Regions from separate parts of the Homo sapiens genome. Here region 2 is linked to region 1. Evidence: chromatin loops called from intact Hi-C (ENCODE). Cell type or tissue: GM12878. All regions are shown on one strand. Links, peaks and the distances in the headings refer to the core of each region. The heading gives the core; the rest is flanking DNA. Region 1 overlaps MUSK (muscle associated receptor tyrosine kinase). Region 2 overlaps LPAR1 (lysophosphatidic acid receptor 1).

Region 1 (12,963 bases), core at 2,563-10,562:
TTGACCTCCTGGGCTCAAGGTATCTCCCTGCTTCAGCCTCCAGAGTGGCTGGGACTCCAGGTGCACACCACCATGTCCAGCTAATTTTTAATTTAAAAAAATTTTTTTTGTAGTGATGGGGTCCTCCTATGTTGCCCAGGCCGGTATCAAACTCCTGGGTTCAAATGATCCTTCTGCCTTGGCATCCCAAAGTGCTGGGATTATAGGCATGAGCCACTGCACCTGGCACACATATTTTATCACTAATGTAATAAAATTACTAATTTTATTACTAAATTTTTTTAATATTTAGTAATTAATTACTAAATAAATTACTAATCTTTCTTGAAGGGAAGACTTAATTAGTGGACTAAGTGTGTATTGTTATTATTGCATAAAAAAGGTAGAATGGGCAGTTTCTGTTTTATTTATTTTGTAACTAGCTCAGGTTGAATTTGGAAAGTTAGTTCTTTCCTTTAAAATTCACCTACTTCTTCAACGAGAAGGAAAATGGAATCTTGGATCAACCAAAAAGAATTGATTTTATTACAATGATTTATGCCATATCTGTTAGCAGTTTTAAGGGAAGTCTTCAACATATAAGGCTAGTGTGTCACTATTATTTAATAAGATGACTGTGTCTATAAAAATAAGCTAGACAATAAGAAATCTTCCCAAATTGAAAGTTGGGAAGTTAAGAAACCCTTCTTGAAAGGATTGCCTTTGAATGACAGGAACTGTCTCATGTGGAGATGCCTGAGAGGTTACCCACTTCTGGCCCTTGCCCCAGGGTGGCTCATATCCAAAGGCAAAGCAGGGGTATAAGAATTCAATCTTCTTTGCCTCTGGGTAGGACAATCTTTGCGGTATAACTCATACTCCAGAGCTCTCTGTGAGTGCAAGCTGAGGTCACACTTCCGCTGATAACACACCTTTGCCCAGCTCCTTCACTAACCAAACTTCCTTCTATCACTCCCAGAGGCATTTCCTCTGAGAGCACTCCCTCCATAAACCACTTGCACAGGAATCTTTATCTCAGGCTTGGTTTTTCAAGAACCTGACCTGATATGGTTTTGCTGTGTCCCCACCCAAATCTCATCTTGAATTGTAGTTCCCATAATCCCCATGTGTTGTGGGAGAGACCTGGTGGGAGGTAATTGAATCATGGGGGCAGTTACTTCCATGCTGTTCTCCTGATAGTGAATGGGTCCTCATGAGATCTGATGGTGTGGTCTTTTCCCCTTTTGCTCAGTACTTCTTGTTGCCACCATGTGAAGAAGGACATGCTTGCTTCCCCTTCTGCCATGTTTGTAAGTTTCCTCAAGCCTCCCCAGCAGTGCTGAACTGTGAGTCAATTAAATCTCTTTCCTTTATAAATTACCCAGCCTTCGGTATGTCTTTATTAGCAGCATGAGAATGGACTAATACATGACCTAACCCTGTATCCTAAGAGTAGTCCTAGGAAGCATACCCTAAGGTTGGGATTCTGGAGTCAGATCATTTGCTGATAGCAATGAGAACTCCAGCCCTTGGAGACGTGGAATTTCAACAGCCTTTGAAATGTCGTAGCAGTGCAGTTGCTAATGAATTTATTTGTGATGAGCAGGTGGAAGGATATACACTAATTCCTGCAATGTCTCTGCTTTCATAGAACTCATTGCTATTTAAAATGATCTGTTTATATTTTTGTTTTCATATTTATTATTTGTTCGTTAGTAGAATTAAAACTCCCCCAAATCAGACTTATCTTGTTCACTAGTATTTCCCCAGCAACTGTGACAGTGCCTAGCATTTAGTAGCTAATCACTAAGTATTGGTCAAATGAATGAATAAAAAATTAATGGAGGATTTTAAGGAAGGAAACGGAGAAGAAGAACTGTTGCTAGGAGTGAGGGGTATGGACCAGGCACTGACACCAGAAAGGTAATCATCTATTTTGAGTTCACTGCCGCCCCTCCTCCCAACCCCCACTGCTTCCTGCCAGGTGATAGTATTTTAGTTAGTAGCTCTAGGGAAATAGTCTCTATTTAGCCTCTCAAGGATAGAACCAAACAGATGGTTTCTACCTCTATTGTATCACTCTTTTGTTTCCTGTGAGTCTTGTCTGTTAGTATGATGCCATGTGTTTTCCATTTTGCAGAAATTTATCCAAATCCGTAGTCCATTGAGACCCCAGGTGGTGAGGCAAACACATGCTCTCTCTCCATCTTGGACTGGAAGCCCATCTAAACATTTAAAATTCTACGATAATTATACTTAATGTAATTATTACTATGTCAAGGCTTAAGTCTGCCATTTTATTTGTTGCTTTTTATTTGCTCTGTTTTTTTTTTTTTTTTCTGTTTTCTTGTTCTTGCCTTCCTGTGGGTTACTTGAACATTTCTTAGAATTCTGTCTTGATATATCTATAGTGGGTTTTGTTTGTTTGTTTGTTTTTGAGACACAGTCTTGCTCTGTCACCCAGGCTGGAGGGCAGTGGTGTGATCTCGGCTCATTGCAACTTCTGCCTCCCGAGTTCAAGCTTTTCTCCTGCCTCAGCCTCCCAGGTATCTGGGAGGCATGTGCCACCACACCCAGCTAATTTTTGTATTTTTAATAGAGACAGGGTTTTGCCATGTTGGCCAGGTTGGTATTGAACTCCTGACCTCAGGTGATCCACCTGCCTTGGCCTCCCAAAGTGCTGAAATTACAGGTGTGAGCCACCGCACCTGACCAATAGTGTTTTGAAGTGTATCTTTTTGTGGAGTTTTGTTATGGTTGCTCTAGGGATTACATTATACATGCATTATACAGTACGTATGTAACTTATCACAGTTACTAGTGTCGACATTTTACCAGTTCAAACAAAGTGTAGAAAGGACCTCCTTTTATATCGCTTTAGCCTCCTATGTTTATAATATATTGCCTTAAATATTTCCTCTATATGCATTTAGAGCTCAGAGGCATGAAAGTCTGAGTTGTGGAAGAGGACTTTTCTGACTCACACCTGTGGGAAGTTTGAGCTCCTTATTACACCTGGTGAGGGAGAAGTCTAGGATCCACACTCGGTCTTTGCTGGCGTGGGTGGAGGTGAGGCCATTTTTTTTGTTTGTTGTGTGTGTGTGCGCGCGTGGTGTTTGGCTAGAAGAGAGCAATTATTGTCTAAAAGGTTTCTGTCTTGCTAGGTGCCCTTTTCCTGGTGTTTTGTCTAAAGATAGCAGGCTTTAGTTGGGGCTTTTTTTTTGTTTGGTTTTTTTTTTTTTGGTATATGCCCGCTGGCGTTTCTGTGTTGCTGGCTTCTTCAGCTTCAAGTTTGAGATAGCTGAGGCCCAAAGAAAACCCAGAGAGCTCACCAGAATGTCATTCCTTGACTCTGTCTTCTTCCTAGATGAACTGTCTACTTCTCTCTACTTTTCCACGTTGGTTTTCTATGTGATGTTCGGGTTTTTAGTTGTATTTAGTGGAAGGAAGAGGAAAAAGCACATCCACCCCCTCTTCTTATAAGTAGAAGTCTACTGTGTAGATTTTTATATCTTTGAATGTTGACCCAAGTGAATGTATTACTATTAAAAATAATTAAATAAAAAATAATGCAATGAAAACAGTAAAAAGCAGATAGGAGATGTAATGAATTACAAAATCAGATTAAGACATTTACCTATCTCAGAAGAAATTGATATAAAATGTATACAATGAGGCTAAAGATAATAAATATGGAGGGTAGATCTAGAACATACATTGTAACAGGATTCCCAAGAAAAACTAGACTGTTCCAGGATCCACACTCAGTCCAGGTGGAGAACAATCAGTAGAAGACAAACAGTAGAACATACTTGACAATTCACAAACTGCCCAAAAACAGCTGGTAAAAAATCTGAAAAGCAAACAATATCTGCAGGAATTTAAAAGAAAAATCAAATTTAAACAGGGAGCTAAAGTTTCTCAGTTATCAAACTGGCTAAGAATTAAATTTGATGACATGCTAAATTAGCTGAAGTATCAGAAATAAGCACTTTCAAACATTGCTATTGGTTGTGTAAATTGTTGCAAGATTTCTGGAGGGTAATTTTGTAACATATATTAAAATTCCTAAAAAGGTTTATTGCATCTGACCTAATTATGTTAGTTCTATTGCTGTATCTGCAGGAAATAGTAAAAAGATCTGTGTAATGATTTAGCTATAGTATGTCAGTTTTCTATATAATTGCAAAAAATTAGACACAATTATATTAGCAAAGTCCTTGGAAGTATTTACTGTGTATTAGGTACCTTTCTAAGCCTTTTCTACTTATTAAATCATTTAATCTTTCCAATAACCTATGAGCTTGGTGCTATTCTTATTCTCTTTTCATAAATGAGGAAAATTGAACACAAAGGGGTTAAGTAAATTGCTAGGATTTGACAGGCAGCAGACTCAGCCCTGAGTCCATATATTTCAACACTCCATCTGCTGCCTGTCTTGATAACACTTACGCAACCTCCATATACATTTGATAACATGTATGCAACATCTAATGATTTATTATGTCATCACCAAAATAATGCACACATTGATATTTAAAATATAAAAAAGTTCTAAATTTATTGTTAATGGAAAGCTGTTAGGTTAGTAAATAATACAAAACAATCTTAGAAAAAAAATCTAAGTGTAGATTTTTGAAGTGTAGAATATTTATGTCAAACAATTAATGATTTTTCCTTTAGGGCTGTGTTGTTCTGGAATCATCTTCTAGTTTCTGTTGTGAATATAATGTATTACCTGTTAATGCTAAGTTTGGCCAAGTGCCAGATAAATTCACAGTTATTGCAATAAGAAAATAGATCTTTCATAAGAATAACTAAATTTTCTCAGAGTTCTCTGAAATTGGATGAGTAGATACCTACTTTCTTCCAAAATTGTCTCAAGTATACAAAAATTAAAAACTAGTTTCATATAGCTTTGCAAAGCTTATTAGAAAGAGGTTGACAGTTATAGAAACAGAGATAAAGATGTTTTCCCTAAAATATTTGAGGTTTATTATTTAAAAATGTCTTAAAAATTATGTCTCCAAATTGCTTGAACCTGGGAGGCAGAGTTCTGGTGAGCCAAGATCACGCCACTGCGCTCCAGCCCAGGCAACAGAGCAAGACTCTGTCTCAAAAAAAAAAAAAAAAAAAAAAAGTGTCTCCTTGATTTCTCAAATAATTGAGAAATTATTTGAGAAATGAATGAGAAATAAATAAGAGTTGATCTACCATTTGATACAGCAATCCCATTTCCTTTGGTATACACTTAAAGGAAAATCAATCATTCTGCCAAAAGGCACATTGTACCCATACGTTCATTGCAGCACTATCCACAATAGCAATGATGTGGAATCAACATAGTTGCCTATCAATGGTTGATTGGATAAAGTAAATGTGATACATATACACCATGGAATACTATGCAGCCAAAAAGAACAAAATCATGTCCTTTGCAGCAAAATGGACACAGAAACAGAAAAGTAAATACTAAATGTCCTCAAGTATAAGTGGGAGTTAAACATTGAGTACACATGGACATAAAGATGGGAACAAAAGACACTGGGGAATACAAGAAGGGGGAGGTCTCTGAAGAAGGGAGGCAAGGGTTGAAAAACTATCTATTGGGTACTATGCTTACAACCCGGGTGACAGGTTTAGTTGTACTGAAAACATCAGCACTACACAACATGTCCACATAACACACTCGCCCATGTACTCCCTGAATCTAGAATGAAAGTTGAAGAAAAAAAAGGAATATAATACCCTCTGCCTCCAAAAAAAAAAAAAAAATGTGTTTCCTCAGGCATTTCCTGGTCATCTTTGCTTTGTTCTTAGAAATGAAATTTATTTGTGGTTTTTTGCTCTCTCAGTGTCACTCCTCTGTAAGTCTTTCTCTCATCTTTGATCAGTTTATTTTTTCTTACCTGTCACTTCTGAGGGTACTCTGGGAATGGGCTAAAATTAGGGCAGCTGCTTTTTTAGGTTGCCATAAACAAAGCAACTGAGTGATGTCAGGCAGAATGATGCTGAGAGTCTCCTGAGAAGGTGATCTGAGTCAGAAAGTGACTTAAACGAGTGAAGAGAAGATAAATACATAATACTAATGGACTGTCTTAAGATTCTTAAATATAATGCATCCAAATAATTTTAAAAATCAAGATAGCAGAAGAAGAGGTGACTTTAAATTATGTTTCATCCATACTTGAGTAAAGCATCAATTGAAATAAGAAGGAGCATCACACTAACCACCACGGTGTCAACATGGCTAAAAAAGAAAGTCAGAAAGCAGTGTCATGCCAACACTTCTAATTTTAATCACAGCTCTAAATGGTCAAGAACACACCCAGAAAATGATAGTGTGTATCTAAGTCTGGGTTTTTTTGTGGTTAACATCTCTCTGACGTAACCTTAGATACTACAGGTGGTTTCTCTTCTTATGGGCAAAATGCTATATACGGTGTGTACTTTCCAGAGACTGTGGTTTGAAAGAGCAATGCTGGCCAGTTGCATAATTACAGGTCTGACGATGAAGGTTGTAAGAAAAACTAACCCTGTTGAATCTCTTAGAAGTTTTTAATTAAGAGGGATTCTGTAAAGAAGACATGTAACGGCTTACAGGTAAAGGCTTACCTTGATTTTGCTTCATTCAGAGGACATGACCTCTTAGAAGGCAAGGTAAACATCTAGACACACATAAATCTTTGTTTGTAATGATAAGAAATGTACTGGCAAATATATCAGACCCCCACACCTATGGGTCTTTCCTGTTGATGTAGTTTCTGACCTTCCAATATGTAATGACTCAGTACTGAAGGCCAAGTGCGAGTGGTGAGTGGTTTCTCTGGTGATCTATACCAAAATAAGGGCTTATAAGTGTTCTATCTTGGTGGCTGTGCTACTGAAATAGATCTGAAACAAGTAAAAGAATAGTTACCTGAAATACACTTGCTATAAAGCTTTGACTCCACTCTAACCGGGATACCTCTTCACAATAAAGAACACTATGGTTAAAATGATGGAATGAGCACCATATCGAGTTCTCCTCTCCCAGATTCTCATGGAGTGACACATAGACCACGCAGAAAAGGAAACAGTCAATCGTGCTGCAAATCAGGAATGGGTAACAGATAAATGCAACCCATTTGCAGCTGGGGAATTTCTGCCAGCTGTAATGGGAATGGGCAAGGGTATTGAGAGCTATTAAAATGGATACAATCTACCCTCTTTAGAATGAGTACGTAAGTCAGCAGCACTAGGACACTGCAAGTGTGTATTTGCACTGGAGAGGCTCTGAGACTCCTCCTCGGTATCAAGGCAACACCAAGCTCCATAGCAGTTTTCAGCTTTGCTCCTAGATCAAGCAGAAAGCCTAGTCCTGAGGAGGAGAATCTAAAGCTATCATCTATAACACACAGTTAGAAATGTGAGTGTAAAGTTGGGGAGAGAGGTTTGAACTAAAAATAAAAAAATCTCAGCATACAGATGGCATTTATAGCCTTGCAACCAGAAGAGATCACTAGGGATGAATACAGATAAAAGGGAGATGTCATCCAAGGATTGAGGTGTGGGCTGTTCCAACATTAAGAAACAGGAAAAGAAGGAAAAAAGAAATCTGGAGGCAAACAAGACGAAGGAGTGAACCGATAACTCCTAAACTATTTCAACTATTCCAGAGAGGACTCTTGATGAACATGGTAGTAAGAGGCTTTTCTTTTCCCCTCAAGATTTCCCCAATATGACAGTAAATGTATATGAATAAGAATCAATCTATGTACATGCTGAAACCAATCCAAGTGCCATCACTTTGACAAATATTCAAAAAGCGGAAAGTATCTTAGTGTTCTTATCCATGGGTAAGACAAGGCACAGGAAAAACTAAATTGCAGCTTTTGCAATACACACAAGCCAAGCGTGAGGGGAGGGGAGATGTGATTTCACATGTATAAAGTCTCCATGCTCTGAGTCAGCAAATACAGAGACAGGGGTGGGCTGTGGGTTGTCAATCAGGATGGTCGACTAGAAGATTGTGTATAGAGCAGGTGGGCCAAGAGGCCTCATGTCTATCCCTGTAAACTGCTATCTGAATAGATCAATTTGCCTGAGAGGTCGTTGGTGTGGGTTTGAAGGGTCCTAGGTGTGAGGCAATACAGAAAATGGGGAGAATATCATACTCTTTTGGGTAATGGAAGCAGTGAAAGAATAGCAAGTAGCTCTCCCTGGGAGTGAAATACGTCAAAATATTGTATCTCAGAGTACAGTCTTCCATCACTTTGGAACTGTGGGGATTCTGACTCAGGCTGCCTATACTTCCCTATGAGCCACATAATCAGAGCCCAGAGGTAGCCATCCCACGGAAAAGAGGTCACACTGGGTGAATATACCAACAAAACAGCAAAGGGACCCCACTTCTACTACCAATACGAACCAGAGCAACTCTTCATTTGTAATTATGTATGGTGAATAAAAAAAATCATCAAAATAATTTTCGGAAAAAAGGGCACGAAAGAAGAGAGGCAGAAGAAAAAGGAAAAATAAATATCAGGAAGAGAAGCGAATGTAAAAGTTTTGTGATTTTTAAAAATATTTCTTCCATAAAATAGAGGAAATAAGAATTAATGTATATTAAATTTATCTTATCAAATTAAAATAATGGAATACCATTATTTGGCAATGCATAAATACATGATCACATAATTGCAGATATTTTATTTTTGTTTTTTGATGTTTAGAATCAATCTAGTCAAAGCACCTAAATCTTAATTTGTTCCAGAACAAAATGCAAATATTACAGATTCATAGAAATGAACATATAGTTGACAGCGTAGAAATAGGTGTATAGTTGACTGATTGTGAGAGTAGAGAGCAGGGAGAAGTGATGGAGGGAAATTTGGAAGCTCTAATTTTATGTAGCACAATCCAGAATCAGTAGGTAACCTTTATTTAGAAATATTTGTGAAAGTTGTGATAAACAATATAACATTAGAAGTTAACATATCTCAGGAAAAAGAAAGGGAGTTTGAGTCAGAGTGCTGCATATTTTTAAAAAATTGATCAATTCAGAAAGAGAAATGCAAACCTATTTGTTAGAATTGCACTGGTAATCACCAGAAGAACTAACACTATAAATGGGTGAAGTGGTTAGCACTTAGGCTGGGACTAGAGATGAAAAGGAAGAAGGGAACTTTTATTATTTTTTTAATTTTTACCCTCTTGTGAGTTTTTTTAAACAACATTTTTATGTATTACTTTCATAAATAACAATTATTTAAAAATAAACTAACCAAGATTATAGAGAAAAACTCCTGAGTTTTTCCTAATACAATGCTAATACAAATGCTAATGCCAATACAAAACTCTAACAGAGATGAAAATGATAAACTTTTAATTTTATGAACTTAATATTGATGCAAATATATGTAAATTAATTTGGTAGTTAAGTAGAAGATTGATATGATTCGCCCAAAAAGTTTATTCCTAGAAGACAAGGATATCGCTACATTAGGAAATAAATTCATACAATTGAACATATTAACAAATCCATTAGGGAAAAAAGCCACAATCATCTGAATGGACGGAAAAGTCAACATTCTTTTCTGATTGATAAAACCTACAATAAAAGACAAATAGAAGTCTATATTTTTAACATGATAAAAGTAGTTGAAACATATATCACAAAATTTAACTCCTTAATATATAAAGTGCTCTTACAAAGCAACAAGAAAAAGATATACCCAGTAGAAAAATAATAGTAGGAGGCAAATCACCAATCAAGTATCCTCAAAACATTAAACAATGTTCAATTTTATTAGTATTTAAAGAAGTGTAAATATAAGCTATGAAATAACTTTAAGCTATTAGCTATTATATTGGCAATGATTAAAATGCTATACTCAGTATTGGTGAGACTGAAATAAATGGGCTGTCTTATCTGACTAGGAGAGGTACATGTTAATAAAATAATTCAGGAAGGTAATTTTTTAATATATTTAAAAAGTATTAAAAGTGCATTTATCCTTTAATCTAGAAATTTCACTTCTAGGAGTTATAGCTAAAGAAATCACTTAAGATAAATGCTTACAAAATTTAGCAACAGGATGATCCAAACATTACATTTTATAATGGAAAAATAGAAATAAACCAAATGTCTAACAGTAGAATAGTTATGTCAATTACGATAAATCTGTATAATACTATTCAACCATCAAAATTAATGTTGCACATGAATACTTGTTCATGTAGAAGATGTTTAAGATATATTAAGTGATAAAAGCAAGGCTTGAAGTAATGTAGCAGTATGATCTTATTTTTGTTTAAATTATCTATCTATCTCTCTCTATGTATCATCTATCTATCTATTTACCTACCAACCTACTTACCTACCTGTCTATCTGAAAAAGCCTGGAAGAATATTATGATGTTAATGTTAATTACCTCTGGTTGGTGTTTTTTCATTTTTATTATTGTCTATTATGATTATACATATTATTGTATATTATTGCATATTATTTTTCTTTTCAAACATAATATATTACTTTTATAAGAAAATAAGTAAATGTTATTTTAAGGTAAAGTAAGTAGATGTGATCTCTTGTGTAAAGTATGAAAAAGGCTTAATAGGCTTTTTACAAGATAAATCCCATAATTCGATTAGAAAATGAACACAGCAGAAAAATGGGCTGTAGACAATTGCCAAAATAAAAACTGTTAATGACCTAGGAACAAGAAACATTCAACCTGACTAGTAATTTAAAAAATAAAATTAAAAAGAGGTTCTCTTTTTCTATAACCAAAGAGACAAAAGATTTCTAAAAAACAGAAAATTATCTATGAAAGCAAATGTTTAGGGCTATGAGATCTCTTGTACAATGTAGAAGTGGCAGTAATATTTCTGCAGAATATGAAACCACATAACAGAAGTGTTAATATTGTACATGCCATTTGGTCCAGACATTTCCTTTCTCTGAATTTTCATAAAAAGAAATGTGGACATGAACAAATAAGGATGTTAATTACAGCATTTTTTATAATGATAAAAATTGGAAAAAACCTAAATGTTCAAAAATACAAGATTGATTAGCTAAATTACAGTATATGAATAAAATAGAATATTATTCCAAAATTGGGTTTTTAGAAGAATATTTAATGACGTGGAACAGGTTCGTAATATACTGTAAAATGAAAAGAAAGTGTTCTTTTTCTGCTCTACCACGATAGCAGAGAATATGTTTTTGGGTGTCATGTGAAAAATACTCTGGTATCTTACCATGTTTGGTATTTGATCACTAAAAATGACTGCTGGTGCCTTACTGATATCTGTCCTGGCACTTGGTAACAGTGACACTGTGAGTGTCTCTCTTTTGTCTACCTTTTTGAATGTATATGATGATTCTACCATGAAAAAAAATCTTATTTAAAAAAGTAAACAATATTGGTGAATAATGCATCTATACTCCTGTGATTCAGAACATTAGATCGAGCACTTAGGGAATAAGTCAGTGATCTTAACTTGAAAATGTAATTAGAACTCATGAAAAAATAAACATGTCACCTATTAGATGTTATGATTAACTTAAATTGATAATGCTGAAATATACTTTTTTTGCTATTCATTAAAAAGACTTAGGAAGTTAATAGAATAAAATATAGATATAGAGTGTGCTTGAAACGACATGCAAATTACAAATCACTTCCACAGAGTTACTGAGGTTCAGTTATTGCTTCTATCATGTACAGAGGCTCTACAGTATAGTGGTTGAGAATTCGGCCTCTTTTGGTCAAAAAGTAGGCTCTGTTGCTGTGTGCACTCGGGCCAGTTGCACAATCTCTCTGTGACTGTTGGAGGCTGAGCTTGCAGTGAGCCAAGATCGTGCCACTGCACTCCAGCCTGGGCGACAGAGCGAGACTCCGTCTCAAAAACAAAACAAAACAAAGCAAAACTAAAATGTATATAATGATAGTACCAACATTACAGGGATGTTGTGAGGTTTAAGTTCATATATTTAAAGGCCTCAGAATACACATGGTAAGATTTCAATAAATGCTAGCTGATATTATAATTTTTATGATTACTGTTACTCTATTTTCTGTCAGCCTGACTTCTATGTCTGTCTTTTACAACAAAACTTTATCAGCGGAGAAAGCCCGAAGCTGTCTTTGAATTTTGCAGAGCATACATGAACCATCTAAAATAAGCCATGGATATCTATGCTCAAGTTCTAGACTTGCTGGTGGCCCTCTCCAACTTTTCTGCTTTGTTGGCATCTTGACTTTCTGCTTTAGACACACGCTGCAACTTTATTCTTTATTCAGTCATTTGGATTACAGTATCAATTTTGGACTTAGACTCATGATTTTTATCTGAAGCACTTCTTTAGGTCTCAGTCCTAAATGCTGACCTCGCTATTTATGAACCAGAACTGTGACTAAGGACCGCCTTACTGTCGTTGTATCCTACAGAATCTGTTCAGGTCTGAAATGAGAGGAAGGCCAGCTAATAGACAGGGTGGGCAACGGTAGAGGTTGAGTCATTGGCTCTTGGGTTGAAGGGAAGAGGATGTCAGCAGGAGGATTTTAGGAAGTAAAACTAATAGAAAACTGATGATGAAAGAGAGGGCAAAGTCTAGGAAAATTTCTACATTTTTGTCTTGGTTGCCTGGAGACACTATGAATAAGAAATGGCAGGTTTCCCACCAAAGATGTCAAGCTGTTACATGAGGCAGATTTGGGGATTTCAGGCAGAGTTTTCCAGCAGACAGCGAAAATCTACTTTCAAGAATTCACACCATTCCTCCAATGCCCTAACTACCAATTAGTCTGAATTAAGATAAGCTGGTATAGAGTAGACTGTTATTTTCTCTTCCCTGTTCGTTTTCAGGAGAATTTGGGTTCCTGCTATATCAGAAATAAACTCAGATCATGTATGGACTTAGATAAAGATGTATTGTGTGAGGATCCACTGAGAAAAAATCTGAACCCCCAGGAATCTGAGTTCCAGAGCTG
Region 2 (12,963 bases), core at 1,553-9,552, 64 kb before region 1:
CCCACTTCCTGCCTTCAGTCTAGCAGGGTTCCTTGCATTTCTTGGTCTAAAAGTAAGGCTTATGGGCTCTTTCTGGAAAGATCTTACACCTTTTAAATTTTAACATGGGAAGAAATTATAAACAACAAATGACAGTGTTTGAATTCTCTCACTTTTGAGCAAAGTCAAGCAGCTTAAGTATGAGAGAATAAAGATATTCCCTTCTGTTGCCCAGAAGGAGAAAAAGATCATTTTATTTAAAATCTAGCTATTGAGATGCATGTTCCTTGTGTCTAATCAAGTTCTGAATTTGAACTCAATTAGAGCTTTGATAAAAGGAAGGGGAAAGGAAACTTGAAAGAATGCTGTTCCATTCATGAAGGGACTGTGTGTTTTTAGTTTCCAAGTAAATGGCATAATGGGACCATGCATTTTCCATCCAAGCATTTTCCATCCTGAGAATAATTCCCTTCCTGGCTTCTCAATGAATAATGCATTATTTCTGAAACCCAAGAGGCATTCCTTTGATTTTCCTTTATGTTTAGCTTTCTGAGTGATTTTCAAGCAAGGAAATTCAAGGACTTGGAATGAATGCTTTATTAACATTTTTATTGAAGTTCAAATTGCTCCTTGGCTATTATCTCCTGATATTTGAAATATTTTTTTCTCTCCAAGGAAAGTCTAAGGTGTTGTATTTATTAGAAAATGAAGTACCTTGGCCAATCTTCAAAGTGAACAGCAGTTTAAAACCAATACACATTTGTGTTGTAGAACAAAGAGCTTTATGGGGGTACTTTTCTCCTTTATTTTCATTTCCCTGCTGAAAAGTTTCACAAAAGAAAGCTCAGATTCAAAAGTGGGCTGTTTGGAGACTAAATCTCATTTGTTTACATTTTGTGAAACTAATTCCTTGAGGCTGGACCAAATCCATGACCCCAGTCCAAGCCTGCATCCACCAAAGCCAGCGCCATTTAAATCTGAAGATGCAAATGCCCTTCTGGGGTTGCTCCTACTTCCGCTCTGCCTGATTACACATATGTAGCCTGCCTGATTACACATATGGGGCCCATTAGGTGAGGTGTAATGGGACACAGTGGTGCCCACCGCTGTTGGCTCATGTTCTTTCAGTAGAAGATCCCCAGCAGAGTCTGGAGTAACACAGTGGTAGGATTTAATGCTATTTTACAACCTCCATTTTCCTGGGATCCAAATGATGAGTGATTTCAGAAACTAAATGAAATAGAATTAAGCATCTCATCTATATTTTCATTCCTCTTACAGTTATAGTAAAATTGTAATGATTCAGAATAATTGGGGGAAGAAAGAGAACAAAGTTGATCTAAATTAGTAGAACATCTGAAATAGTAAATTTGGTTTAAAATATTTAATGTTATCATTTTCAAGATATAGAAATGTAATATTTTCTAGAGCTTGAACTCTGGAGGCAGCCTCTAAGAACAGAAACTCTGGGATTTTTCTGCTTTCCAGTACTGTGGCCTTGAGCCAGTTATATAAACTTTCTGGGTCTCAGTTCCTTCATCTGTACAATGGGGATATTAGTTTCTATGTCATATGGCTACTGTGAAAATTCAATAAATTATTACTGGTAAAGCATATAGGACAGCACTATGTGGGTAGTTGTTGAATAAAAATAAAACATAGATCTTGTCATTGAAAATCACAATTTCCAAACAGGCCCATGCTACTCAGCAGGTAATAATTATTATTGTTATTGTAGATACAGATTGAGTGATTATTTCCTTAACACTTGTTTAATCCATACAACAAACCTTATGAGGTGTAAATATAATCATCTGCATTTTCAGATGGGAAAATTAAGGAAAGAAAGTAGTTTGCCTAAGTTCACCCAGTTTATTACATGTCAAACAAAGATTTGGGCCCAGACAACCTGAATCCAGAAACTATGCCTTAATTAAACATTAAAGGACACTTATCATTCGTGCTTATCTTTTGCCTGAAAATAACACTGCTATTAAAAACCATGTTGTTATGTGAGGTGAAGTGTTTCCTGAATGCAGTTTTTCATATCTCAATTGCTTATCAAACTCTTTGTGTTTTGCTCAAAATAATAATCATCAATGTCTCATAATTGCTTGATTTTAGTAACGTCCAAAATAAAATTTTAAGTTGACTATCGTTAAATTTTTTCTGATTTTCTCAGGAAATGAGTATTTCATTTGCGACAATGGTGGCTTCCAACTTCAGTATTTTTATATTGAACTGAAATCATTTCACTTTATGGTCGCATGTTTTATAATATTTTTTCATTCTCTTTTTAAAAATCCTTCTGATCCCTATCCTTGTCCTTGTAGGGGCCTTTATCATCTGCTGGACTCCTGGATTGGTTTTGTTACTTCTAGACGTGTGCTGTCCACAGTGCGACGTGCTGGCCTATGAGAAATTCTTCCTTCTCCTTGCTGAATTCAACTCTGCCATGAACCCCATCATTTACTCCTACCGCGACAAAGAAATGAGCGCCACCTTTAGGCAGATCCTCTGCTGCCAGCGCAGTGAGAACCCCACCGGCCCCACAGAAGGCTCAGACCGCTCGGCTTCCTCCCTCAACCACACCATCTTGGCTGGAGTTCACAGCAATGACCACTCTGTGGTTTAGAACGGAAACTGAGATGAGGAACCAGCCGTCCTCTCTTGGAGGATAAACAGCCTCCCCCTACCCAATTGCCAGGGCAAGGTGGGGTGTGAGAGAGGAGAAAAGTCAACTCATGTACTTAAACACTAACCAATGACAGTATTTGTTCCTGGACCCCACAAGACTTGATATATATTGAAAATTAGCTTATGTGACAACCCTCATCTTGATCCCCATCCCTTCTGAAAGTAGGAAGTTGGAGCTCTTGCAATGGAATTCAAGAACAGACTCTGGAGTGTCCATTTAGACTACACTAACTAGACTTTTAAAAGATTTTGTGTGGTTTGGTGCAAGTCAGAATAAATTCTGGCTAGTTGAATCCACAACTTCATTTATATACAGGCTTCCCTTTTTTATTTTTAAAGGATACGTTTCACTTAATAAACACGTTTATGCCTATCAGCATGTTTGTGATGGATGAGACTATGGACTGCTTTTAAACTACCATAATTCCATTTTTTCCCTTACATAGGAAAACTGTAAGTTGGAATTATCTTTTGTTTAGAAAGCATGCATGTAATGTATGTATGCAGTATGCCTTACTTAAAAAGATTAAAAGGATACTAATGTTAAATCTTCTAGGAAATAGAACCTAGACTTCAAAGCCAGTATTTGTTTAGGTCATGAAGCAAACAATGCTCTAATCACAATATTAACTGTTTAATTAAAATGTTGTAACAAGTATAAAACAGGGAATGTAAGTTTATTACCAAAGTGATATGTATTCCAAAAAAGTCATAGAAGATGAAGCACTATAATATTGTTCCCATATATTTAAAATACCCAAGTACATTCTAATTACCAGTATATCAGAGGAAAATTTTCGTAGTCTTTGTAAAATAATATACTCATCATAGAAAACTTGAAAAATGCAGAAATGTATAAAAAAGCAAAAATGATTACTGATAATATCACAACCCAGAAGTAACCACCTTTAAAAAGCAACCCCCATGTATGCCTATATGTGTATTGTATACTTTTTTTACATAATTGGAGTCATACTGTAAACAGTTTTATAAGTAGATCTTTTTCATTGCAAAATTGCCACATTTTCTTATGGCATTAAAAATTTTACAAAAACATAATTTTAATGGCTATATTATATTCCATTTAATGGATGCAACTCAGTTTATTTAACCATTCCCATGTTGTTAACTATTTAGGTTGTTTCTAATTTTCATTATTATAAAGTTGCAGAAATTTGGTGTACATAAAACTGTCTCCATATAATTGATTATTAGGATATATTCCCATGAAGGATTCTTTTTTTAAAAAAATGTGAAATGTCATCTTGTACTTACACCTTTCATGAAAAGGGATTTCCTGCTTTTGTACTGCATGGGTGGCAGTTGTGAGGAAAAGCCAGTCAAATGACCTTTTTACAAAAGAAATGCAGTGGTCACTTCAGTTGAGAGTGACTTTTTAATACAACAAGATCAACTAGAAGAATTCAACTGTCTCAAGAATCAAGGTACCCCAATATATCTCGCAATTCCAAACTTTGTTTGAGGGACTCGTTATCCAGCTCTTGGTAGCCACACCTGCAATGTAAAATGGAAGAAAATGCAAAGAAACCAAATGTGCCGAGTGAATAAAGGATTGTCATATCAATTAGTGTGGGTCCATCTGTAGCAAATGGGTTGAGTGTGTCAGTATGTGGTTGGTTACTGTGTATTCGCCAGGAATCACCCCGATAGGCTGCCACCCTATTAGGTGATACCTGTTTAATATGTTGTCCAGGTAGACTAGTAGTTGCATCAGTTTGCTGTAACAAGTAACCAGTGAGGTAACACAGTGGTGAAGCAGGTCAGGGGAGGTCAGGAGGATGTCTGAGAGAAAGAAGTCCGGGAGATGAATGGCTGTCTAGGAAGGAGGATGTCAGTGCACGGTTAGTGTTTGAGCAGAGGGCAGACTTGTAAAGTACCTGTAGTGAAAAGAATGTGGGGACCCGATTAGCAGAAAGGTGTTTGCACGTACTTTATACAAAATACAGAATACTTTATATTGGAAGTGAAAGAAATGAACGTGGACTTTTACACATGTGCATATTTTTCTGGAGGCTATATGGATTATTTGAAATGAAAAGCATACTAATTGGACTTTAATAAATCATTTTCAATCAGCGTTTGGTAATGTGTGGTTCTGGTCAGTGCTATTTCTCTTGTTCGAGAGTCTTCCAGCTTGCATTGCGTGGGTGTTTTTCCCACTATGACCTCCTTTATTTCTCTGTAACAAGGGCTGCTTAACCCTGAGGCGGAGCAACCGTGTGCTCCCCCAGCCCACAACTGCTTTTTTTCAATCTGAGTAATAAATCTTGCCAATGTCTGGGAGGTGGTAGTTTATGTTCCTTGAGAGGAGACAATTTATTAAGATGGTACTTTAGCTCAACAGGATAACCGTTAGAGTGGGTTTCTTTTTGAAAGACTGATTTTACAAAAAATTTTGACAACTTTATGAAACACTCTCACTAGTTTATAAAGTCACGGTGGTATTTCTACTTATAGGTTTAATAACCAACAAGATAAAAGTTATATATATATCTTCCAATGATATAACCATTATAACATTTTCAGTATATCACTAAGGTGTTGGAAAAAGATAAAATATTTATTCAAGTGAATGTCTCAATGAGGATTTGGAAGAGAATTCTGAACCTTTAATTTTAGGTGGATATAAGATTGTTAGAAATCAAATATCTTTGAACTGGTCTTTACAAATTAGCCACCCCTCACATATATTCCTCTTTTTAAATTAGTGAAACCATAATTTTCAAGACCTAAAACCGCAACTAACGTATAATTAATGAATCTTATCAGCCTTCCTTTTCTCCTTCCCAGTTAGCTATTGTTTTAGGTTCCACTGTTCATCTTCCAGTTTATTCCAGAATTCTCTCAGCTTCTGAAATATTATATACTGCTTCTAGCTCCTTCCCTTAAAACCCAGAGTGTGCACTCATGCTAGGTAAAAACTGTAGAAACACCTCTTTTATCACATCCCTTCACTATAACAAAGTAAACAGAACATTTTAATGAAAAGAGCTTTTGAAACAAAGTGCTAATTGTTTCATATCAACTGAGCTTCACCTGATTCCAAACCCCATAAGAATTAGGGATTATTTGTGGGTTTAGAATGGTGGTTTGTGAATGAGGTTGGACACTGCATGATAGAAGAGATGTACGTAACTAGGAGCCAGGATGTATTGTTAATCTTCCTAAGCAAGGGCTGTTCATGTTCTAGCATTCACCTGCATCTTGTGTAGTCTACACAGCAAATTCTCTAATTCTTCCCTTAATGTTATAAAGCTCATATTCATAGACTATTAACAAAATATTAAATTATAAACTTAAATCATAAATTATTAGCAAATAGTCTATGAATATGAGCTTTATAACTCTGAATATGAACTTTAATGATGTGACATGTAATGACCATTTGAAAATATGCTGAATTTGCAAACTAAGGCACATCAGTCGAATCCACTTATTTTTGTATGACCTATGAGCTGAGAACAGGTTTTACATTTTTAAATGGTTGGGAAAATATTTTGTGACACATGAAAATTATAAGAAATGCAAATGTCAATGTCCATAAATAAAGTTTTATTGGAATACAGCCATCCTTATTAGTTTATTAATTCCCTATGACTGCTTTTGTATCATTAAATACTAGCGCAGAGTGGAGTAGTTGCAACAGAGTCTATAATGGCCCTCAGAGTCTAAGATATTCACTCTCTGGCCCTTTATTGAAAAAGTTTTCCAATCCTTGATTTAGAAGATTCCATTTTCAAAAAAAAAAAAAAAAGTTTCCATTTTCAATCATGCTATCCTCATTTGATTATGGATGTTCATTAGAAGAGGAAGAAGGAGAAATTGGGCACAAGATTCCTTAATCTAGCTCTAGCCTGCAGAGAGAATTCTCAACCCAATTTTTTATGTTAAAGATAACTTGCATTTTGGAACTTATGGAAAAGCTAACCAAATTTACAGATTTTGTGAATAAATTGCCAACATGATGCCCCATCAGCCCTGAATACTTTTTTATGTAATTCCACAGATAAGGACATTCTCTTTCATAACCTCAATGCAATTATTAAAGTCAAATTAACATTGATGCAGGAACTATCATTTAATTCACAGATCCCGTTCAACCTTCATCAATTTGTCCAATAAAGTCCATTATAGCAAAATAACCTAATCCAGGCTGGCTGGCTGTATTATCTCTCTTTGAGTCTTCTTAAATCTTCAACAGTCTCTTAGTTTTTTCTTGACCTTCATGACTTTGTCACTTAAAGATCACAGGTCATTTTTTAGAATGTCTCTCAACTTGGCTTGTCTGACATTTTCAATGGTATATATATCATTTATCTTTGACAAAACAAGAGAGAAATTCTGCTGTGTTTCTTCCGACTACATCCCATCAAGCAGTACATCATGTTGATTTGTCCTATTATGTACTTTGATTATGTAGTTAAGGTGATGTCTACTAGGTTTGCCACTATGAAGAAAACAGATACCTGTTGCACACATACCCTCAATCATTTTTTTATCCTTTGTAATAAGCACCCTGTAGAGAGGTAATTGGGACTATGTGAGTATCCTGTTCCACATCAAATTTTAATGTCTAGTTTTAGCATCCATTGATATTTCTTGGGTGAATTAATCATTATTCTGATTGATAGTTGCCTAATGATGAATTTCTAATTCTCTTTTCAAAATGTATTAGCAATCTTCTGTGAGAAACTTTTTCTCTCATTTATTCACTCATTTATACCCCTATGAACTCATGGGTTCCTGTTTTGTTTAATTACTTATACTGTTACTGTCGCTTTCCAGTTAAATCTTTTCTTTTGAGATAATTGCAGATTCACATGCAGTTCTAAGAAATAATATGGACTGATTCCGTATATCTTTTACCTGGTTTCTCCCAGTGGCCAGTATCTCACAAAACCATAGCATAACATTACAACCAGGAAGTTGACATTGATATAATCAAGGCATAGAACAGTTCCATCACCACAAAGATTCCTCATGTTGCAATTTATAGCTTCATCCAACTCCCTTACCCCCATTCTGACTCCTAGCATTCACTAATCTAGTCCTCATTTCTTCAATTACATTTGATACTTTTCTCATGCTAAAACTCATAAGACTTCTCTGTAACAATGGATGTGGTGCTGATACTTCCCTAGAGTTAACAGACAGGAAGAGAGAGTCTCTATACACATGAACTATAGACTGTATCTAGTCCAGAGAGAAACCACGCAAACAAATATTTCAAGGAACACAGAAATGAGTAAAGTAGAAAGTGGAAGTCTCCCCTACAGTTTGGAAGTTAGACCACAGATAATCTGTTGCACACAACCTGATAAACAGACATTCACAAAGTTATTTTACTTTTTTTTTTTTTTTTTGAGATGGAGTCTTGCTCTGTTGCCCAGACTGGAGTGCAGTGGAGCGATCTCCGCTCACTGCAAGCTCCACCTCCCAGGTTCACACCATTCTCCTGCCTCAGCTTCCTGAGTAGCTGGGACTACAGGCGCCTGCCACCACACCTGGCTAATTTTTTTGTATTTTTAGTAGAGATGGGGTTTCACCATTTAGCCAGGACGGTCTCCATCTCCTGACCTCGTGATCCGCCCGCCTTGGCCTCCCAAAGTGCTGAGATTACAGGTGTGAGCCACCATGCCCGGCTGCGATTTTACATTTCTGTTTGTTTTGTGGAACTCTCAACGTCTCTTTGGCATCAGGAAAGCCAGACTTCATTTTGTTTCATGTGTGACATTGTTTATAATTTGCATCTTTTAACTCGGATCTTTCATGAAAGGAATCTTTGTATTTTCTATTATGAAGAACATATAGTGCTGAGTAGTACTTAACACTTGTTTATGTAAATGAAATGCGTGAACTACAAGTAAAGGCATGCTTAATGAAGAAATGCTCTTTAATTCCACAATCCTGATAAAGGGTTTCCTTCACATTTAAGAATATTACAGTTAAAATTAAGTCAGAATAATGTAAAAGAAAAAAAAAAGCTTAAATCCTTCGATGATGTGTTCTACCAATGTGTCTGTGTTTTCTGAGTAGTCAACTTATTTTGCTATGCTTTAGGAAAAATTTTAATAGCACTACTGTGTTGCGTGGGTAATGGGATTTATGGGATTTATAGCTCACATAAAACATTCATATAATTTGTATTTTGATCTTTGTGGTAACTCTTACACATGAGGAAACAGTCTCAAAGAAAAAACTGGGGGTCTAATATTTGTTGTTTATAGCATTATTTGATGGCTAATTACATATTCTTTATATTGCAATTGATAATTCCTTATATATATTTATCTATTTTGTCTCCCCAAACAAATTATGAGTTCCTTGAGAAGAGGCATGATGTTTTATATATTTTTTAATCCCTCAAAGAACTTAGCACAGTAAAAGTAAGAGAAGAAAACATGATGTCATTAACAGGTGCATGAACTGTGCTGTGCGGTGTTCATATTATTGCAGGCATGCCTATATTCCAAGCTAGAAAACAAGTTAGTAATATTTGAGAGTAAGATAATCTTGTGCTTTCCATTACTTTTTTATTATACCAATGACTATAACAAAACTAGAAATATGGTGTCACTCAACAGTTCTTAAGTGAAAATTTTATGACCATAATTAGATGTGATAGTTGATGTTATCGCTATCTACCACTCATTCTTTGACTTATTCATCTACAAATATTTTTTCAGAGTCTTCTGTGTATCAGGCTCTTATGATGTTGCTGTGAATGTGATAAGCAAGATCTTTAATAGAACTTAGTTGCAGCGAAGGAGAAGAAAATAAGTTCAAAATAAAAGTACAAATTGTATTAAGAGTTATGAAGGAAACAATGGCATGACATAGAAATTAAAGGAAAATAAAATGGATGGTGGAAGATAGGGAGAGGAACTATCTTTGAAAGGATAATTTAGAATGCTCTGTCTTAGAATGAGAACTGTCCTGTCAAAGCCACTCACCTTGAGCCTGAGTTGCACAGAGGTGTGCCCCTGTCAAGCTCTTGAACTTGCACTCACTCTGGTAATCAGTTCACGTCAAAACAACCCATTAGAAAAATTGGCACGCATTTAGCATATGCAGATAGGAATTTCAGACAAGATGTGTAAATGCTTAGTGAGAGAAAGCATGCCATTTGGGAAAGAAGGGCAGGTATAGACTGTGAGGATGAGGCTTGAAAGGCAGGCTGGCGTGATGACTTGAGTGATTTTGGAAGTGATTTTATCCTTGAGAATTGTGGGAAATAAGCTAAAGGATTTAAGTTTAAAAAAAAACCACACAATCTGGTTTACACTTCAGAATAAATTGGAGAAGAAAGACTGAAGGCAAAAGATAGGATCAGAGGCCGTCACATTAACTGAGACGAAAGATGAAGGTGGCAATGGAGGTGCAGAGATGAATGGATTCAGGGGTGTTTGGGACACGGTGATTGTTTGGATAAAGATGTTTTCTTAAGTTATGACCTCGAATACTGGATGGATGGACATGTGATACGTTGAGATAAGGAACATAAGAGCAATTTTACAGAGAAAAGATAATGAGTAGAGCCTTCAAATGAGAATTTTGTGGTAGGAAGGTGGCTATGTGAAACTTGAAGCTCAGGATATATCCCTGGACTGAAGACTTAGATTTTGGAGTCTGATTTTTTTCTGCTGCCATCTTGCTATATTCTTCCCTAAGATGAGAAGCACACAGCCTCGATCTGCTTGAATAAGAAGAAGGAAATGAGCTAAAACAAGGAGAAATAAAAAAAAGCAGAACTTAATATCTGAATGTATTATCCAGAAACATGTGAAGCTGTTTCTTTTCAACAAAATAAGGTTATGTACCATGTATTTGATTTTTAACTTGATAATACATTATAGATATCCATCCAAGGTTTAAGTATGTGTCTGCCTTGCTCTGCAGTTGAAGTAGAGATTATTACAGGTCATCAATGTTTTGTTTACCCCTTCTTCCTGGACTCTTGGAAAGCTACAACTCTGTTAGACAGGTTTGTGCAACTAGTTATGTCCAGTGGGCTGTGAGTGGATGTGACATCTGTCATTTCTAGACTTGATGAACTAAAATACCCCATGCTAGTTTTCAGATCTTTTTTCTCTCCCCCTCCACCTTCCAAAAGCCAAAAATAGAGGCGGCAGAATAAGAGAGTGACATCCCCATCAGCTTGAGTGACTATGTAGAGCAAACTCCCTGATGTCTCATATTGAATGGACAGCATTATCAAGTCTGAAAGGAAAATAAAATTTCACTATGAAAATCACTATGCCAAAAGGGAAAAATTCAGCTGAAATCTAAGTCATGCAAGAAACTGCTCTTCCTTTTGTCCCTAAGCACACGGCTGCAGATAAAAGGCCAGATATCTCCACAGGTAGCTACTCTATGTTCACCTTATCTTATGTAAAGTGCTGATTTACTGAGCACCAGACAAATACATAATTGGCTTTTCCCCTACCTGCTCCTTTTCTCGTGCAACACGTGGATTCAGTAATGTGACCACACCTTCTCTCTTTCCCCTCCAAACTGCGTTTCCCCTTTAAATACTGAAGCCTTTTTCTCTTTGGAGAAAGGCACACAGGACAGACTGTTTCTGTGATTTCTGTGTTCCTTTCTTCAGGGGATGTCCTTAATGTTGACAAAATAAACTTCTAAATTGATTGAGAATTGTCTCCGATAATTTCTGATTTACACAAGAAATAAGCACCTGCTCTGTTTTCAGTGAGATTTTGTCATTCATCTGCTACTGCAACATAGCTTATCCCAACTGATAAATAGTATTCAGTCTTGATGAGCATTAAAATTGACTTTTGCCTTTTCCTGATTATAGGAAATGGACATTTAATTTTTTATTTTTTGTAAAGCATACCAAAGTGCACTCCAAAAATACTGTACCAGTTTATAGTACCATAGTGTATGAGCCTACCTTTTAACCCATCTCTTCATCAGTATTGGATACTGTCAGTCTTTTAGGTTTCTTTAATTAAAAAAGAGTTTGGCCAAAAGACCCCAAAAGACTTGTAGGTTAAACAACACACTTCTAAATAACACATGGGTCAAAGAAGAAATCTCAATAAATTTAAAATTTGAACTAAATAAAAATAAAACATCAAAATTTGTGGGATGCAATGAATGCAGTGCTTAGAGGGAAATCTGTAGCAGTGCATTCATATACTAGAAAAGAAGAAAGATCTAAAATCAATAACATTCCTCCTTAGGGAACTTTTTTAAAAGAGCAAATTAAATCCAAAGTAAGCCAAAGAAAAATAATAAAAATTAGACAGAAATCAATGAAATTGAAAATAGGAAGTCAATAGAGAAAAATCAATGGGACTAAAAGCTGGTTCTTTGAAAAGAGAGAAAATTAATAAACCTCTAGCCAAGCTAAGGAAAAAAGAGAAAGTCTCCAAATTACTAAGATCAGAAAAGGAAGAGGGGACATTACTACAGATCCCATGAATATTATAAGGTAATAAAGAAATACTATAAACAACAATTCTATGTCCACAAATTTGATAACCTGGATTAAATGGACCAAATCTTTGAAAGACATCTGCCAAAACTCACACAAGAAGAAAGATAATCTGAGTCAACCTATACCTATTAAATACATTAAATCAGTAATTAATAACCTTTCAAAACAGAAAGCACTGGACCCATGTGGGTCTACTAGCGAAGAATTCTGCCAAACATTTAAAGAAGAAATTATACCAATTCTCTATAATATCTTCCAAAAGACATAAACAGAGAAAATACTTCCTAACTCAATTCTATGAAGTTAGCATTACCCTGTACCCAAACCAAAGATATTATTAAAATGAAAACAATATCTCTCATGAACATTGATACAAAAATTCTCAACAGAATATTAGCAAATTGAGTCCAAAAATGTATAAGAAAATACACTATGACCAAGTGGATTTTAATTTGGGCATGCAAGGCAGATTTAACATTAAAAAAATCAATGTAATCCATCACATCTATGGGCTAAAGTAGGAAAATCACATGACTATATCAATAGATGAAGAAAACCATTAGACAAAATTTAATATTCATTCATGATAAAAACTTTCTAACTAGGGATAGAGAGGGAACTTCCCCAACTTGATAAAGAACATCTGCAGAAAACTTACAGCTTATATCATACTTAATGGTGAGAAACTAGAAGCTTTCCCACTAAGATAAGGGACAAGGCAAGGCTATCCCCTCTCACCATTCCTTTTCAACATCATACTGGAAGTCTTATCTAATAAAATATGTTAAGAAAAGGAAATATAA

The links. A loop is a pair of places that touch in the nucleus more often than their neighbours do. Peaks named below come from ENCODE experiments on the same cell type or tissue, not always from the same donor. Only the 100,000 strongest peaks of a DNase experiment are listed, where the experiment ranks them.
Region 2: a loop joins it to region 1, with 4 times the contacts of the local background. A loop is called at or near these places in 2 of 110 quality-filtered maps.

What each region holds. Positions count from the first base shown.
Region 1 is chr9:110,802,239-110,815,201 of GRCh38, reverse strand. MUSK (muscle associated receptor tyrosine kinase) reads right to left here. Exons shown (of 15, transcript NM_005592.4): 15 at 8,644-12,963. Among named protein-coding and RNA genes, the nearest start is that of MUSK, 140 kb to the right of the region's middle. RefSeq lists an enhancer at 6,430-6,479. In GM12878, for the core only: no CTCF peak of the experiment used is centred there; DNase peaks (open chromatin) are centred at 5,956, 6,391 and 6,781; H3K4me3 peaks cover 1,675 bases; H3K27ac peaks cover 2,750 bases.
Region 2 is chr9:110,865,072-110,878,034 of GRCh38, reverse strand. LPAR1 (lysophosphatidic acid receptor 1) reads left to right here. Exons shown (of 6, transcript NM_001351411.2): 6 at 2,313-4,772. The coding sequence ends at 2,614. Among named protein-coding and RNA genes, the nearest start is that of LPAR1, 170 kb to the left of the region's middle. In GM12878, for the core only: a CTCF peak has its summit at 2,488 (motif pointing left); a DNase peak (open chromatin) is centred at 2,594.